Linked DNA regions of Homo sapiens: all the other regions are linked to region 3. The links are chromatin contacts, found by Hi-C or POLR2A ChIA-PET in ENCODE. All regions are on one chromosome and are shown on one strand. The core of a region is the stretch at or near the end of the contact, and the rest is flanking DNA. Distances in the headings are between cores, read along the strand shown.

Evidence for each region. A loop is a pair of places that touch in the nucleus more often than their neighbours do. ChIA-PET counts read pairs that join two places held with the same protein, here RNA polymerase II (POLR2A). Pooled maps may share reads with other maps.
Region 1: a loop to region 3 is called in a map with no recorded cell type, with 9 times the contacts of the local background. The contact joins the promoter of CD38 here to the promoter of WDR1 in region 3. A Hi-C loop is called at or near these places in 4 of 37 single-sample maps with no recorded cell type and 4 of 50 pooled maps. POLR2A ChIA-PET finds 5 or more read pairs at or near these places in 1 of 52 experiments (B cell).
Region 2: a map of B cell shows a loop between it and region 3 (10-fold over the local background). The contact joins the promoter of FBXL5 here to the promoter of WDR1 in region 3. A Hi-C loop is called at or near these places in 2 of 168 maps with a recorded cell type or tissue (B cell and CD8-positive, alpha-beta T cell), 3 of 37 single-sample maps with no recorded cell type and 14 of 50 pooled maps.
Region 4: a loop to region 3 is called in a map of naive thymus-derived CD4-positive, alpha-beta T cell, with 9 times the contacts of the local background. The contact joins the promoter of TAPT1 here to the promoter of WDR1 in region 3. A Hi-C loop is called at or near these places in 2 of 168 maps with a recorded cell type or tissue (both naive thymus-derived CD4-positive, alpha-beta T cell), 3 of 37 single-sample maps with no recorded cell type and 15 of 50 pooled maps. POLR2A ChIA-PET finds 5 or more read pairs at or near these places in 1 of 52 experiments (HEK293T).
Region 5: a map of B cell shows a loop between it and region 3 (35-fold over the local background). The contact joins the promoter of LCORL here to the promoter of WDR1 in region 3. A Hi-C loop is called at or near these places in 4 of 168 maps with a recorded cell type or tissue (B cell, CD4-positive, alpha-beta memory T cell and naive thymus-derived CD4-positive, alpha-beta T cell), 2 of 37 single-sample maps with no recorded cell type and 13 of 50 pooled maps. POLR2A ChIA-PET finds 5 or more read pairs at or near these places in 1 of 52 experiments (B cell).

What each region holds. Positions count from the first base shown.
Region 1 is chr4:15,776,792-15,779,621 of GRCh38, reverse strand. CD38 (CD38 molecule) reads right to left here and starts at 1,294. Exons shown (of 8, transcript NM_001775.4): 1 at 975-1,294. The coding sequence starts at 1,207. RefSeq lists silencers at 536-585, 776-825 and enhancers at 956-1,455, 867-1,509.
Region 2 is chr4:15,653,949-15,656,648 of GRCh38, reverse strand. It overlaps FBXL5 (F-box and leucine rich repeat protein 5), which reads left to right and starts at 1,292. Exons shown (of 11, transcript NM_012161.4): 1 at 1,292-1,445. The coding sequence starts at 1,362. It also overlaps a transcript of FAM200B not described here. RefSeq lists an enhancer at 768-887 and silencers at 1,188-1,297, 1,222-1,399, 1,538-1,607, 1,638-1,857.
Region 3 is chr4:10,115,452-10,118,151 of GRCh38, reverse strand. WDR1 (WD repeat domain 1) reads left to right here and starts at 1,353. Exons shown (of 15, transcript NM_017491.5): 1 at 1,353-1,501; 2 at 1,918-2,039. The coding sequence starts at 1,486. It overlaps LOC124900666 (a long non-coding RNA gene), which reads right to left and starts at 1,063. Exons shown (of 2, transcript XR_007058030.1): 1 at 1-1,063. It also overlaps the pseudogene RNA5SP155. RefSeq lists enhancers at 22-121, 1,892-2,041, 1,692-2,496 and silencers at 1,042-1,161, 1,172-1,581, 1,662-1,811.
Region 4 is chr4:16,225,151-16,227,850 of GRCh38, reverse strand. TAPT1 (transmembrane anterior posterior transformation 1) reads left to right here and starts at 1,380. Exons shown (of 14, transcript NM_153365.3): 1 at 1,380-1,592. The coding sequence starts at 1,394. It overlaps TAPT1-AS1 (TAPT1 antisense RNA 1), which reads right to left and starts at 1,188. Exons shown (of 3, transcript NR_027697.1): 1 at 674-1,188. RefSeq lists an enhancer at 268-327 and silencers at 838-1,037, 1,098-1,167, 1,178-1,277, 1,288-1,337, 1,448-1,827.
Region 5 is chr4:18,020,361-18,023,060 of GRCh38, reverse strand. It overlaps LCORL (ligand dependent nuclear receptor corepressor like), which reads left to right and starts at 1,306. Exons shown (of 8, transcript NM_001394446.1): 1 at 1,306-1,463. The coding sequence starts at 1,310. RefSeq lists an enhancer at 675-934 and silencers at 985-1,444, 1,765-2,094.

The DNA of each region.
Region 1 (2,830 bases), core at 45-2,544, 5.7 Mb before region 3:
CTGTTGAGTGTGCTCGGAGAGGCGAGGGAGGTCTATTTGCTCGTTTCCTCGGATTGCTTAAATGCGGGATTTTGCTATCCCAAAGCACAGAGTGTAAAGTAGCAGCTCCCCCTGCCTGCCTTCCCGGCTTCTTCTGTTTTACAAGCAACGATAATTTCCCGGTGAAAGCGAGGCCTGGGAATCAAATCCAAAAAGTGGTTGTTCCCTTTAGGAGAGGTTAGTAGCTGGAAAGGAGCATGAGAAAACTGGAAGGTCCCATAGACTAATGTGTTTTTTTTCCAAGGTTTGTACAGATTCACCGAGTTGCTGCGCCTTATCATCTAAGTAATGTCTCGGTTTTAGAAGTTGACATTGTTTTGTTAATTACTTCTCTGGTCACATGCATTTCAGGCCGCGCAAAAAGAATCGGAGTGCTGCTTTATATAAATGAATAAAACTAAGTTCCGTGGTTTGGCCCTTCTACACCCTCCTCCCCTACCACAGGCTTTGCAAACCACTTAAGTGTCCTCTGTAACCGTCCGGGGGCACTTTCGGGTCAGAGACAGCGGGCGGAAACCGCAGAAAAAGTTGAAAATGTCAGCGACACCCTGCATCTGCGAGTTCTATTCCGTCCCTGAAGCGGTGAAGCGGGCTGAGCGCGCCGAGGGTGGGCTGCAGCCCGGCGAGGGGCTGGGCTCAGGGCACCTTGCCCAGAAGGCGGGCATCGGTGCCAAGTGTTCACCGGCTACGCAGCAGAGCCACCGAGCAGCGCCCCCCCCCGCCTCCCGCGGGCACGCTCGGTGCCAAGGCCAGCTGCTCCTGAAAGCGGCCCGCGGAGCCCCGAGCCCGGGACTCCCTACTCAGCACCACCCGGCGGGCTCTCGGCTGACCCGCCACGGAAGATGCCCGGTTCCGGGCGATCCGGGCGGCTTCCCTGCGCGCGGGGCCCTGCTGTCCCCGCAGTGCCCACCGGTGCGCCTTAGTCGCCAACCCACCTCATCTCAGGATGAATTTCAGTGTACTTGACGCATCGCGCCAGGACGGTCTCGGGAAAGCGCTTGGTGGTGCCCGGACCGCTCCACTGCTGGCGCCACCTCGGGACGACCACCGCGAGCACCACGACGAGGATCAGGACCAGGATACTGACGCCAAGACAGAGTTGGGCTCTCCTAGAGAGCCGGCAGCAGGGTTTGTCCCCGGACACCGGGCTGAACTCGCAGTTGGCCATAGGGCTCCAGGCGGGGTTGGCTGGGCGAAGATGAGGCCGGCAGGAGGCTAGGCAGCAAGAGAGAGGCTGGCTGGGTTCTGAAACTGCACCTCCCCTTCTGTTTCACTTGCCTTTTCTCTGTTTCCCTTCCCACCCCCAACCCCTTGCCTCAGAGTTCCGTGGCTGGTTACACCAATAAGAGTTTAAAAGACCAACAACTATAGGCTCCTGTGCAGTGACCCACCCACTCCACCTCCAGGGAGAAACAGCCACCTTAATCCTCTGCAGGTGTCCTAAGGGGGCAGACAGTACATCCTTATACTCCCTCCGCTAACTCCCTTCATCAACCGGGCACTTTACACCTGAGCCACATTTGCTTCCTGGAAAGCATGAGGGTGGGCTGCCTGCTTCTATACGTGTGTGCACACAATGCCCTCTGCCTGGAAAAGGATGTCCTACCTCTCTTTCTTAACTCTGACAAATGCCTGGTCAACCACCTTTAAAGACTCAACTTAAGTCTGACTCCTTCTCTCAAGAGGCATCAGTGGCTAAGCTCTGGGTTCAAATTTAGTTCTTGCTGGATGACATGGGGCAAGTTACTTAACCTCTCTGTACTTCAGATGTAAAGCCGGGATAGTAGCAGTACCTACTTCATGGGATTGTTACGAGGATTAAGTGAGTTAATATCTACAACGTGTTTAGCACAATACCTGGCACATGGTAATCACCCAGTAAATGTAAGTTGTTACTACCAGCTCTAGGAGCTGCTCAGAGATGCAATTTTATAGTCCATGGAATGTGTTTGAAGCAGGGTCTGGCACACAGTAATAATACTGCACTCTATGCGGGAGTTTAATAAATAATAAAGTGGCTTTTCTTGCCTCTTCTTTATTAAGAGAACATCTGTGACATTCAAGCAGAGACCTAAGTAATGTGAGCGATCAAGTCACCCAACTCCCTTGGGGCAAACATTTCCCAAGCAGAGGAAATGGCAGGTGCAAAGACTCTGAGGCAGAAAAGCTCTTGGCCTGTTCCAGAGCAGCAAGGAGGCCAATTGTAGTTAGGCTAGAGGGTTGAGGGAAACAGAACAGAAGTTCGGAAAGTAGCAGGAGACCAGATCACCCATAGCTCTGTAAGACAGGATGACTTTTTGGACTGTGTGTTTTATTTATTTTTTATCTTTTTTATTTTGTTTTAAGTTCTGGGATACATGTACAGGACGTGCAGAGTTGTTACATAGGTAAATGTGTGCCATGGTGGTTTGCTGCACCTATCAATCCATTGCTTAGGTATTAAGCCCCTCATGTTTTAGCTATTCTTTCTGATGCTCTCCCTCCCTCCACTCTCCCCAACAGGCCCCAGTGTGTGTTGTTCCCCTCCCTGTGTTCATTGTTCAGCTCCCACTTATAAGTGAGAACATGCAGTGCTTGGTTTTCTGTTCCTGTGTTAGTTTGCTGAGGATAATGGCTTCCAGCTCCATCCATGTCCCTGCAAAGGACATGATCTCGTTCCTTTTTGTGGCTGCACAGTATTCCCTGGTGTATATGTACCACATTGTCTTTATCCAGTCTGTCATTGATGGGCATTTGGGTTGATTCCATGTCATTGCTATTGTGAATAGTGCTACAATGAACATATGCATGC
Region 2 (2,700 bases), core at 43-2,542, 5.5 Mb before region 3:
TAACTTCCAGAGTCTGTGGTTTAACCACTGTTCACACTGTCTATAATAGCATATAGTAATATAAGATTAGAACTAAATAGGGTGCATTCCACTGCAAAGTTCTTTCTCACCTTCTTCTACTCCATTATTTGTTGACTATTTACTGATCCCCATGTTGTCTTGCAACTGTGATAGATAATAGAGAACAAGGGTGAACACAGCATATCTGGTTCTTGCCCTCCTGGAGGTTCTGGCCATTAAGCAAATAACAATTCCTCCCAAGGTTCTCAGGCTTCCCTGTTTTCTCCTATTTCTCTATCTGTCCAGCAGTACTCCAGCCAACCAATCTAAGACTGACCGGCGTGAGCAGAGAACAGAGTCTCCAGGAGGTCTGTGGCCAGGGCCAGGCGATTTATGGGAAAGAGGCAGACATTTTCCTGGGTTAGTGACCTTGTTTTCTCTCCGAACCTCCGCTTAAAATGGCGGGATTTGTACCAAGGTTCTTTCCCGCACCAACCTTCCATTATTCACCCTTCTCCCCACCCCCAAGGCCCGTCGGGCCTATCCCTGACCCGCGTTCCTGCACTTGAGGTGCATTTCCGCACCTGGATCCCCAGATACTGTTTTTCCCCCACGTTGAGTCTCCCGAATTTCACGAGAACTCTCTCTCGCGGTCTCTGCCCCGCCCCTCGCACCCAGGCCCCGCGCCCGCTGTGGGCTGCCGCCCGGGACCGAAGCTCTCAGAGCCCGCAGCTCTGGTTCACCAACCGCTGGGTGGGAGCCAGGCCCGGCCTTTGAGTGGCGGCCGGGGTGGTCTGCGCTCGGCCCCAGGAAAAATCTGGCACGGGCCAATCGCAGGGAGGCGAAGGGCAGCTCCGGAGGTCCTGGCCAGAAGCATTGGTCACCCAGGCCAAGCAGGCGTCGGGGCGTGGGCACAAGCAGAGCTCGCGGCCCTGACCGCGGCCATTGTGCTTGGCTGCCTCTCCTCAAGGCCGTGGTGGGCAGGGCAGCAACGGGAGAAGCGCCGAGAGCGCCACTGCAACGACTTTCCCCTACCCTCAGCTACTGTGCTTTCATGTAGTGAAAGAAACAGGGAAAAGGTTTGGGTTCCTTCTGCGGCTTATGAAGACGACAAAAAACGAAAAGAGTGGGGGCGGGAGGCAGAAGCCGCGAGCCTCTGCGCGCGCCCGGTCACGTGGGCCGCAGGGATCGCATGGCGGCGGCCTGCGCGCCCCCGCGTCCCCGCCGGCCAAGCCGACCGGGCGCGCGCGCCGACGGGGCGGGCGCATGCGCAAGGGGGCGCGCCGCCTCTGCCCCGCGGCGAGGGTGTCTATGGAGAGGCGGCGGCCGCGGCTGCTGAGGCGGAGGCTGAGGCAGTGGCGATGGCGCCCTTTCCTGAAGAAGTGGACGTCTTCACCGCCCCACACTGGCGGATGAAGCAGCTGGTGGGGCTCTACTGCGACAAGGTAACGGAGCGCTGAGCCTCCCGCTGTGGGCGGTGCGGGCGGCGATGGGGAGCGGGCTGGGTTCTTGGGGCGGCCTGGCCTGCGCCGCGCCCGCAGCCCCGTGCCGTCGCCGCGCGAGTAGCCGCCTGCGCAGCTGTCAGCGCCGCCCGCTCCCGCAGCCTGCCCGCCCGCTGCGAGGCCTTCGCAGAGCCGGCCTGGCCGCCGCCTCGGACGTGCTCTCGGGGCGGGCGGCGTCCCCTGCCGAGGGCCTGGCGGCTGAGGAGGGGCGCTACCGGCGTCACTGGCCGCCCTCGGGCCGGCCCCACCGCCGCGCTGGGACTCCCGCTGCTGCCTCTAAGGAGAGCGGCCCTACCTCCTCGAAGCCCTGGGTGCCCCGGCCGGCCACCTGCGGTGGACTCCCATCTGCACCGAGTAGTTGTTCCCGTCCCCCGTCACTCCCCCGGGCCTGTTCGGGGCTCTCCGTGCAGACACCCACCCATCCTCTGCACCTCTCGCTGGCTTCCTGGCTGGAACTGCAGCGTCTCCCAGCTACCCGGTTCCTTTTACCCCCGGCTTTCTTCACTGGTTTGATTTGGGAGAAAAGCCAAGTTTAGAACTGAAGAACCTTCACTCTTCATGTGTCGTTATCGTTTTCCTTGCAACTTTTATTGCCCTGAACACTTACTGGATGTAGATTTTGTTATAAGACAGCAATTCTCTCTTGGATTTCTTTATATGAGCTCGAATAAAGGGGGCCTCAGGAAAAGTTGGTTTAACTGTGAGAACCATTTTGGGCCCATAATTGGTGCAGCATAAGCTGAAGAGGCACTTTTGTGGAGATGGTTCAGGGCCCTTTGCTAGTGATTTTAAAACAATATTAACATTCCACGTATTTGTCAGTTTATGTTGGGGAAAGTCATGGATATCTGCAAACCTCAGGCAGTCCCGTTTCTTGTGGAAATGATCCAACTAAATAAAGCATTCAAATGACTACTGTTTAAGCATAGAAATCAACTTTTAGGAATTCTCAGAAATTGCATAGCATTATGCAGAACCATTGTCTACAGAAAAGAGGGGTGTTTCATAGCTCAGCCAGGCGATTGGAGGATGCCCAGGGTATTCACTGTTAGGCCACACTCAAGACCAGCAATTTAAAGCAGTGACGTTGAATTTCAAATCTTAGCACTCCATCTTCTCCCTCCCTCCATTCTGAAAATTTAGAAACACCCAGTTCACATGAGTTGGAAACACCAGGACTGTCTAGGACAATGGTTTG
Region 3 (2,700 bases), core at 104-2,603:
TACAACAACATTTAGCTACCCCCCACCCACGTACTTTGCTTTCTCCCACTTTTACAACCCTCCCACCCCCAGAGCCCCGAGGGAAAGCTTGTACCCATTCTACTGAAAGATGAGACTAGAAACTTGTACACTTCACAGCGCCTGCTCTCCAGCTGAGCCACTACCCGGGTTTTACAAGTGGGGCTTGTTTTGCTTTCTTAGGAAATAACCTTTAACTTCCTTAAAAGCAGCAGCGCCCCCACCCCCACTTTTGCCTTTCAAAAGCTAAACTTTTGAGAAAAAGCACGAGTTCAGGCCTAACAAAGAGTAACCCTTACGTTCTTGTTGCCAGTAACTACTTCAAGAAAAAGCACTTAACCGTGCTTAGAGAAAGACGCCAACAGCATTCCTCTTCCACTTACAACAACATTCAGCTACCCGCCCGCACCCCGCCAAATACTTTGCTTTCTCCCACTTTTACAACCCTCCCAGCCCCCAGAGCCCCAAGGGGAAAGCTTGTACCCATCCTACTGAAAGATGAGACTAGAAACTTGGACACTTTACAGCCCCTGCTCTCCCGCCACAACTGAGCCACTACCCTGGTTTTAGGAGTGAGACTTGTTTTGTTTAGGAAATAACCTTTAACTTCCTTAAGACCGACAGCTCCCCCATCCCCCACGCCTTTTTTGCCTTTCAAAAGCTCAACTTTTGAGAGAAAAAGCACGAGTTCAGGCCCAACAAAGAGTAACCCCTACGTTCTTGTTGCCAGCAACTACTTCAAGCAAGGGCACTTAACCGTACTTTAAGAAGACGTAAAAAGCATCCCTCTCCTGCTTACAAAACCCGAGCAGGAGGACTGGCGGCTGGGCAACGCCCGGGACCGGTCAAAAAGGAGAGGCCGGGGAGCGCCCGCCACGCAACGCGGTCACAGGTACAGAGAGGTTTTTCCAGACCCCCACCAAAGCCCGCCAGTACTTTCAGCGTCTTTAAGACCCCCCCGCAAATAAACTTCCTACAGCCCAGCTTCTCCTACAAGCTAGCAACAGAAAGGCACCCACCCCCCGACTCCCAGAAGCATTCTGACGCGGCTGCTTGTCTGCGCCGCCTTTTCAAGGGCCCGCGGGGCGTGCTATACGTCACTTCCGGGGCGGGGCGAGCAAGGCGGAGGCGGGGCCGGGGCCGGCGGGGGAGGGGAGCGCCAGGTCCGCGCAGGCTCGCCGGGACCGCAGCCGCCGAGCCGAGCGCTTGACTATATATGGTCAAAGCTGGGGGCGAGCCGCGCGCGGGACCGCGCTTCCGGGTTCGGGGCGTCCGCAACCACAGCGCGCAGGGCAGGCGCGAGCTGGCCTCTGAGCCCCGGCCTCGGACCGCCCACTCCACTCCCGGCACGCCCGGTGCCGCCTTCCGGCTCCAGTCCCCGGGCTCGGCCTCGGCGAGGTGTAATTCGCAGCGCGGGCCGGCCCCGGAGGCTCTCGGCGAGCGCGGCGCGGTAACAAGTGGGCGAGGATGCCGTACGAGATCAGTAAGTGCCGCGGCGCGGGGCCCCCGAGCGGCCGCCGCGCTGCCCCGGCCCCGGTCCCCGGCCCCTAGGCGCCGTGCGGGTGGCGGGGGAGTCCTCGGCGCGGGGGAGGGGTGCGGGCGCCGGCCGGAGGCGTGGCGGGGCCGCCCTCGGTGGTGCAGGGCGGGACCCCCGACGGGGGGTGCGCCCCCAAGTTGGCGCCGTGGGCCGAGCCGGAGGAGCCCCGCTGCCCCCAAGGGCCTGGCCCGGGGCGCGGACCAGGAAGTCGCGCGGTTCCTGGCGCTCGTGGAAAGTGGAGGCCGCCCTCCCGGCGCAGTCAACAGGTGACCGGCCGAGACCGGTCCGGGGCTCCTTCTCCCTTCTGTCCCCGCCGTCCCCGCCCTGCCCTGACATGCCCCGCCGCATTTGTGTCTCCGCAGAGAAGGTGTTCGCCAGCCTCCCGCAGGTGGAGAGGGGCGTCTCCAAGATCATCGGCGGCGACCCTAAGGGCAACAATTTTCTGTACACCAATGGAAAGTGCGTCATCCTAAGGAACATCGACGTGAGTACCCCCTACCCCGGGCGCGGTTCTGCTCCGGAGCCACCTTGGGATGGGATAATTCGCCTTCCTCTCCACTTCTCACCTCCTGCCCATTGGCCCGGGGAGGGTGAGGGCGCCACGCCCCCTCTACCGGGAGCCACACCTCGGAGCCCCGGAAGCCGGCCTCAGATTCACCCAGGTCCTTGTCTGCTCCTTCTTGATGAGGAAACTGAGTCTTAGTTCGTTTCTGTCTACGGTCATAGCACCCTGAAAGCGCCGGATCGCCTCTGATCTTGGAAGCTAAGCACGGTCAGGCCTGGTTAGTACGTGGATGGGAGATTAGATTAGTTCATTCCTTAAAAGCAAGGGCTCCGGATTTGAGGGATCAGACTGACCCGGTCGGCCGCTGCGTGACCTTGAGAAGATTGGCGATTTGGGCATCTCTGAGCCCCAGTTTTCTCGTCTGTAAAACAGATGATGAGATGATGACCACTCTCGCTTCGCCTGCTGGCTGGGCAGATGGAATGAATGAGCTGCTGGCGTCCCTCAAGCCCAGCGGTGCCTGGTGCACTTTGAGCCCTTGCTGAATGGAATGGCACTCAGCTAACTCGCTGTTAATACCCTGGTCTTCCAGTATGGCAGAGCCCGGAAAAACACCCGGGCCTCTGGGCCAGCCAGATCT
Region 4 (2,700 bases), core at 131-2,630, 6.1 Mb before region 3:
CGGCTGCACCGAATGTTCCTCCTTTCAACGAGGTTGGGCCGAGGTTGGGCTCCCAGCTGCTGGGACATTTTTAGTCCATCTTGGACTCTCACCTCTGCCTCCTGCTCAGCTGTCAGAATGCCAGGCGGCTCTGCAGCCCAAAGCCCACTCCGTTTTAAACTTGCTCGTTTGCAATCACGTAACCCGCTACTGACGACAGAACCCTCAAGGCCCATTTATATGCGGTTCTCAAGTTTAGGTCTAGGGAAGTTTCCAGGAAGCTTAGTGTTCGGGGAGGAATTCGTTTTGCTTTTGCTAATCAAAGAGACACAAAAGCACAGCTGAGTCCCGAAGCTGGCACACGGGAAATCGAGGTACCACTGTCCCCTCACCGGAGCGCGCAACAATCACTTGGGGAGCGGGGAAAAGGTTTCCACCTTCCCCGAGCCTGGGGCACCTTCGCTCCCACCGCCCCAGCTGGTGGTGGTCTCGACACCACGCTCGTTGCGGGGTCACACGCCAGAGCTGGAAAGGGGAGGTCCAGCCCCAAGTAAAGCGACAAAGTAAGGACACAGTGGTGGCCAAGGGCTGTCTCCTAACCCCAGTCCCGAAAGACAGTGTGGAAAGTCCGCCGGCGCGCCAGCCCTTGAAACTCTGCCGGTCCGGCCGCGGCCCCTCCCCTGCGCGTCCCCACCTGTTGTGAAGCTGCCCAAGCTCCTTCTTGCCCAAATGCTTTGGAAACTGCCAAAGGACACTCAGAGGCCAGGGAATGTAACAGGCAAGCATAAATATGCAGAAGAGATGGAACCAAAATAGCGGGCAGGCAGGGCCGGCGCTCGTGGGGGTCGGTGATCTGGAGCCGGGCCCCCGCCGCCGCGGCCGCGCCAGCAGTGCCAAGACCTGGCGGGCGGCGCCGGCGCACTCCGGGCACCGAGTCTGCAAAAGAGGCCCTGAGCGGACCGCCGGACACCTCGCAGACTGCGGGCAGCGGTGGTGGCGGCCGCCTCTCCGGGGCTCCACGGCCGACCCGCCGCCCGCCGCCGCCATCCCCGGCCCGCTCCTGCCGGGTCCCCGACTCGAGCCCCGGAGGCGCCCGCTCTGCGGGACCGCGCAGCCCGGCTGCATGGAGCCCGGCGCGGTGCCCCGGCCGGCCGAGCCAGCCACGGCGCGAGAAACCGTCGCCCGCCACGGCGAGGGCAGGAAGAAGATGGCGGCTACCGTGGCGGCGGCGGCGGCGGCAGCGGCCTCACACGCGTCGCTGACGCCAATGGCTCGCGCCGGTCGGCGGGCCGCGGATGGCGGCGGCGGCGGCGGCGGCTCGGGCTCCGGCGAGGGGCGGGGCGAGGCGGGGAGGGGGCCGGCCGGAGGCAGAGGCTGGAGGGAGGCGGCGGGGACAGTTTGTTGTGCTCGGAACATGGCGGGCGTCGGCGACGCGGCCGCTCCGGGAGAAGGCGGCGGTGGCGGCGTGGACGGCCCGCAGCGGGACGGCCGCGGCGAGGCGGAGCAGCCGGGCGGCAGCGGCGGACAGGGGCCCCCGCCGGCGCCTCAGCTCACAGAGACGCTGGGCTTCTACGAGAGCGACCGGCGGCGGGAGAGGCGCCGGGGCCGCACAGGTGAGGCGGGCGGCGCTAGGCCGTGGCGGGCTCCGAGGGGCGGACTGGGGACCGAGGGCGGCGGGGGCGCCTTGGAACCCCGGCCCCCGAGCCGCGCGGCTGCCGTTGCCTCCCGGGGCTCCCCAGGCTGTGGGCGCGCGGAGCCGCCGAGGCTGCCGAGGCTCCGCGGCCGTTGACAGTTCCTCGGGCGGGTTGCGCGCGCAGCCCCGAGGCCCCCGCGGCCGCGCCAGGCCAGGTGTGCCCTAGAAGGGGTCTGCGGCCGGGAAAGTTCTGTCCGGGTCCTTGCATCGCCCTCGGAAGGTCTTAGGTTAGCGGGCATCTCCCACGTCTCGGAGCCCAAACGTGAGAAGCACACGGCTGATTTCTTAATTATATTCATGCCAAGGTGACTTTTTTTGTTCTGTATTTTAAGCAAACTTGAGCCATAGAAACCTGTTAACTTGCCCTGCAAGTAGATTTTTCACAGACAGCTGACGGTGTGGTAGTGACCATGAAGTTCAGTAGTTTTGCCCAGTACAGAAATATTTAACACTCCATAAAATGTTGCATCTGAACTTTTCCTGAACTGAAACTTATGCCAAAAAAATTACTAGATGAGAAAATGTGTACTTATGAATCCTACATTCAATGACCAGTTTTAAACGTATTGTTACAATGTTACAGTTTCTATAAGCTGTAGGTTTTTATTCTCATTTTAAAAGAATTTTTAAAACTTGCATTTGTATTCATATTGCAGTTACAGATTAGTTTTAAATGAAAAAAGGTTTTGAGATGGATGTCTTCTTGAATATAGAGTGAACCCAACGTTTTAATTCTCAAGCTGTAAACAGCAACTGAACCATAACTCCATTAAATTTCTTCCAACTAAAAAATTACTTCTGTTGTCCAAAAGGGGCTGTGTTAGCCGTTATTTCCTGAAGTTCATGCAAATAACTAAGTTGTGAGGCTGATTACATCATTGATTGTACTTGAGTACTGAAATTTTAAAACTACTTAAGGGGCATAAAGTTGATCAGATGCGATTCTAATTGATTTGCTGATTCCCAGAACTGGACGTAGGTTCTATTTGAAGCAGTCTATATTTTTGGAAAATTACAGACGGTCTTGT
Region 5 (2,700 bases), core at 57-2,556, 7.9 Mb before region 3:
ACTTCTTAGCAAACGTTGGGTAGCTTAGCTTCGGCTTGATAAACTGCACTTATACGGAAACAAACGCACAATCGCTCTGGTGCAAAAGTAAAAACTGTGATTGGAGTCTGTATTTAAACGTAAGATTCCTCTCTAGCTCTCTCTGAAGAAGTTATTTTCTCTAGCACGTGGTAGAATTCATTCCATTAACCTTTGTAAAGTGCTTAATCCCGTGTCACGCACTGTACTAGGGTCTAGCGAGTGACAGATGTCACGGTACAGAGATCTCAGTGGGTCGCTGCCCTCCAGGAGCTTATAAAGAAAATTTTCCTTCTGCAGTTTTCAGCCGGCTACACCCAGTCCCCTGCAAGTAATTTTCAGTGAAAAAAACCCGCATCTTTTTCCTAGTCCTTGCAAATATTCTGGCTTTCCGAGATCTCTTCGCCTTGAATACCGAAGTCACTCCGGGATCTCTCTCTGGACGTTTGGCAGTTATTCCAGATGTAGCCGAATGACCGGCTTGCCCTTTCCCTGCGGAGTGACAGGAAGACAGCGACCCCGGAAAGTTTCCAGCACTTAAAACGCAAAGCGCAGCCTGAACCCACAAGGAGCCGACAACTCTTGCGGCTTCCACCACCCTTCTATCGCGGAGCCTAAGGAAGCTAAAGCAGTCGGGTCAGACCCGGCCACCGGGCAGCGCATGGTTCCGGGCGCAGGGAGCGACAGACTCAGCCCCCCAGCGGCGCGGCGCAGAGAAGTTGCAGGCCAGCCTGCATACCCAAGTGCGGGGGGGAAGAAAAACAAACAAACAAAAAAAATCCTTTCTTCTGGACTACAATGACCGGCAAGCAACGCGCCACGGCGCCAAGTTCAGCTTCGGGATCCTGGCGAAATGGAGCCTGGGAAGTGAAGTCTCCGGACTGTCGGAGTCCCGTAGTGAAGGCAGAAAGTAGGCGTTGCTAGTCCGCTCCACTAGCACGCCGGTTCCTGGCTGGGCTCCGGGTCTCTCGCTCCCGCTCAGGGTTTTCGCGGGCGGCGGGAGCGGTATGGCTCGCCTGAGTAAACTCCAGCGGGAGGGGGAGGAGGGTAGTGGGTGGGGAGGCGGGGTCAGCGGAAGCGGCAGGTTGCTTCCTTCTCCTCTGGCTCCCTCCCCGCCTCTCCCTGAGGGAGCGGTGGGAGGGGGAGGGCAGGGCAGAGGGAAGGTAGTGACACGTGTCAATCAACCCCCCTCCGGGGGGCGCGCGCTCCGGGGCTCGCGCCGAGGGCTCGCGCCCCTGCCTCGTGCCTGCGCTGCTCGTATGTAAATGAGGGCGCGTGACGCGGGACGCAGATGGACAAGGGAAGAGAGAGAATGGCCGCTGCCGCCGCCGCTGCTGCCGCCGCCGCCGCCGCCGCTCAGTGCCGGAGCCCTCGGTGCGCGGCGGAGAGAAGAGGATTCCGGCGGGAACTCGACTCTTGGCGCCACCGCCTCATGCACTGTGTAGGTAAGAGAGACGCGGGCCGGGGCCCCGGGCTCCGCGCGGCGACCGCTGTCGCAGCCCGAGGAGTTTGTGGCTGAGGGGTTTAGTTGAATCTCCCGTTCGGGTTAGTTCGGTGGGGGAGCGAGATGGGAGCGGCGCGGCGCGGCGGCCCCGGCGCTCGCCTTTTGTCTTGCGGGCTGCTGGCCCGGCGCGGTCCGCGCTCCTTCGCCTTCCCAGCTCTTGGGCTCCCCGGGAACTGTTAGTTTGGACCCGCTTGCTGAGCCCCCGCGGAAGCCGCCCGCTCGCTCTCTCCCCGAAACTCCTCGGCGCCCGTCGCTGCCCGCCGTCGCCCGCCGTCCACCCTGACAGGACGGAGGAAGCGGCCCGGTGGGTCGGCGCCCTGGCGGAGGAGAGCCGGCGGGCAGGGCGGCCGGAGGAAGGCGGGCTGGTCCGCGCCCCCGCCGAGCGCACACACACCCCCTTGTCGCCGCCGGGGGCCGGGTGAGCAGACGCGGCCAGTTCCCGGGGACCTGGACCTGGAGACCCACGGGCACTCGCAGGGCGGGGGCCGCTGATGGGCCGGCTGGGGGCGAGGGGCGGCGGGGGCGTCGTCCGAGGGGCGGGGGGCGCCCAACTCTGCCCTCTCGCGCTCGGCGGCGGCGCTGTGTGTACCCCTTTAAGAAGGAGCCGCTTGAGCGCTGACGGTTGGGATTTGAAGTTCTTCCTCCCTCTTTGGAAGTCTGGACGGATGGGGGGTGTTGCCACGGCAACGACACCCTCCCCCCCGTCTGCTTGCGGACGCCCCGACGACTCTGGTCCTCTTTCACTGTCATGTGATGGACTCTTCCTTACACACACACACACATATACACGCATACGCATCGCCCTCCCCACCTCCCATCCCCATTCAACTGCAATTCCCTCTTTTTGGTTGGATCTGAATCGTTTTGCCTCAAACTTCTGGGCTTGGGGCTCTCACCCTGTGGATTGTTTAGGGTGACAGGAATGGTGGGACTCCCGACCTTGCTGCAGTCGCTTTTTTTTTTTTCTTTTTTTGCCTAAGACGAATGCATAGAGCTGTTATCCAGCAGGTTGGTTTAGTGGGCTTAGAGGGGCGAACACGGATTATGGAATGGGGCGCGTTGTGGGTGTTTGTTTTGGAAGGGGGTTATGGGTGGGAGTGTAGGGGAAGAGGTAGAAAGGAAGGTTGTATTGTGTAAGCAGTGGATAGTGGCAGCAGCTTGCTCTACTGGCGAGTGAA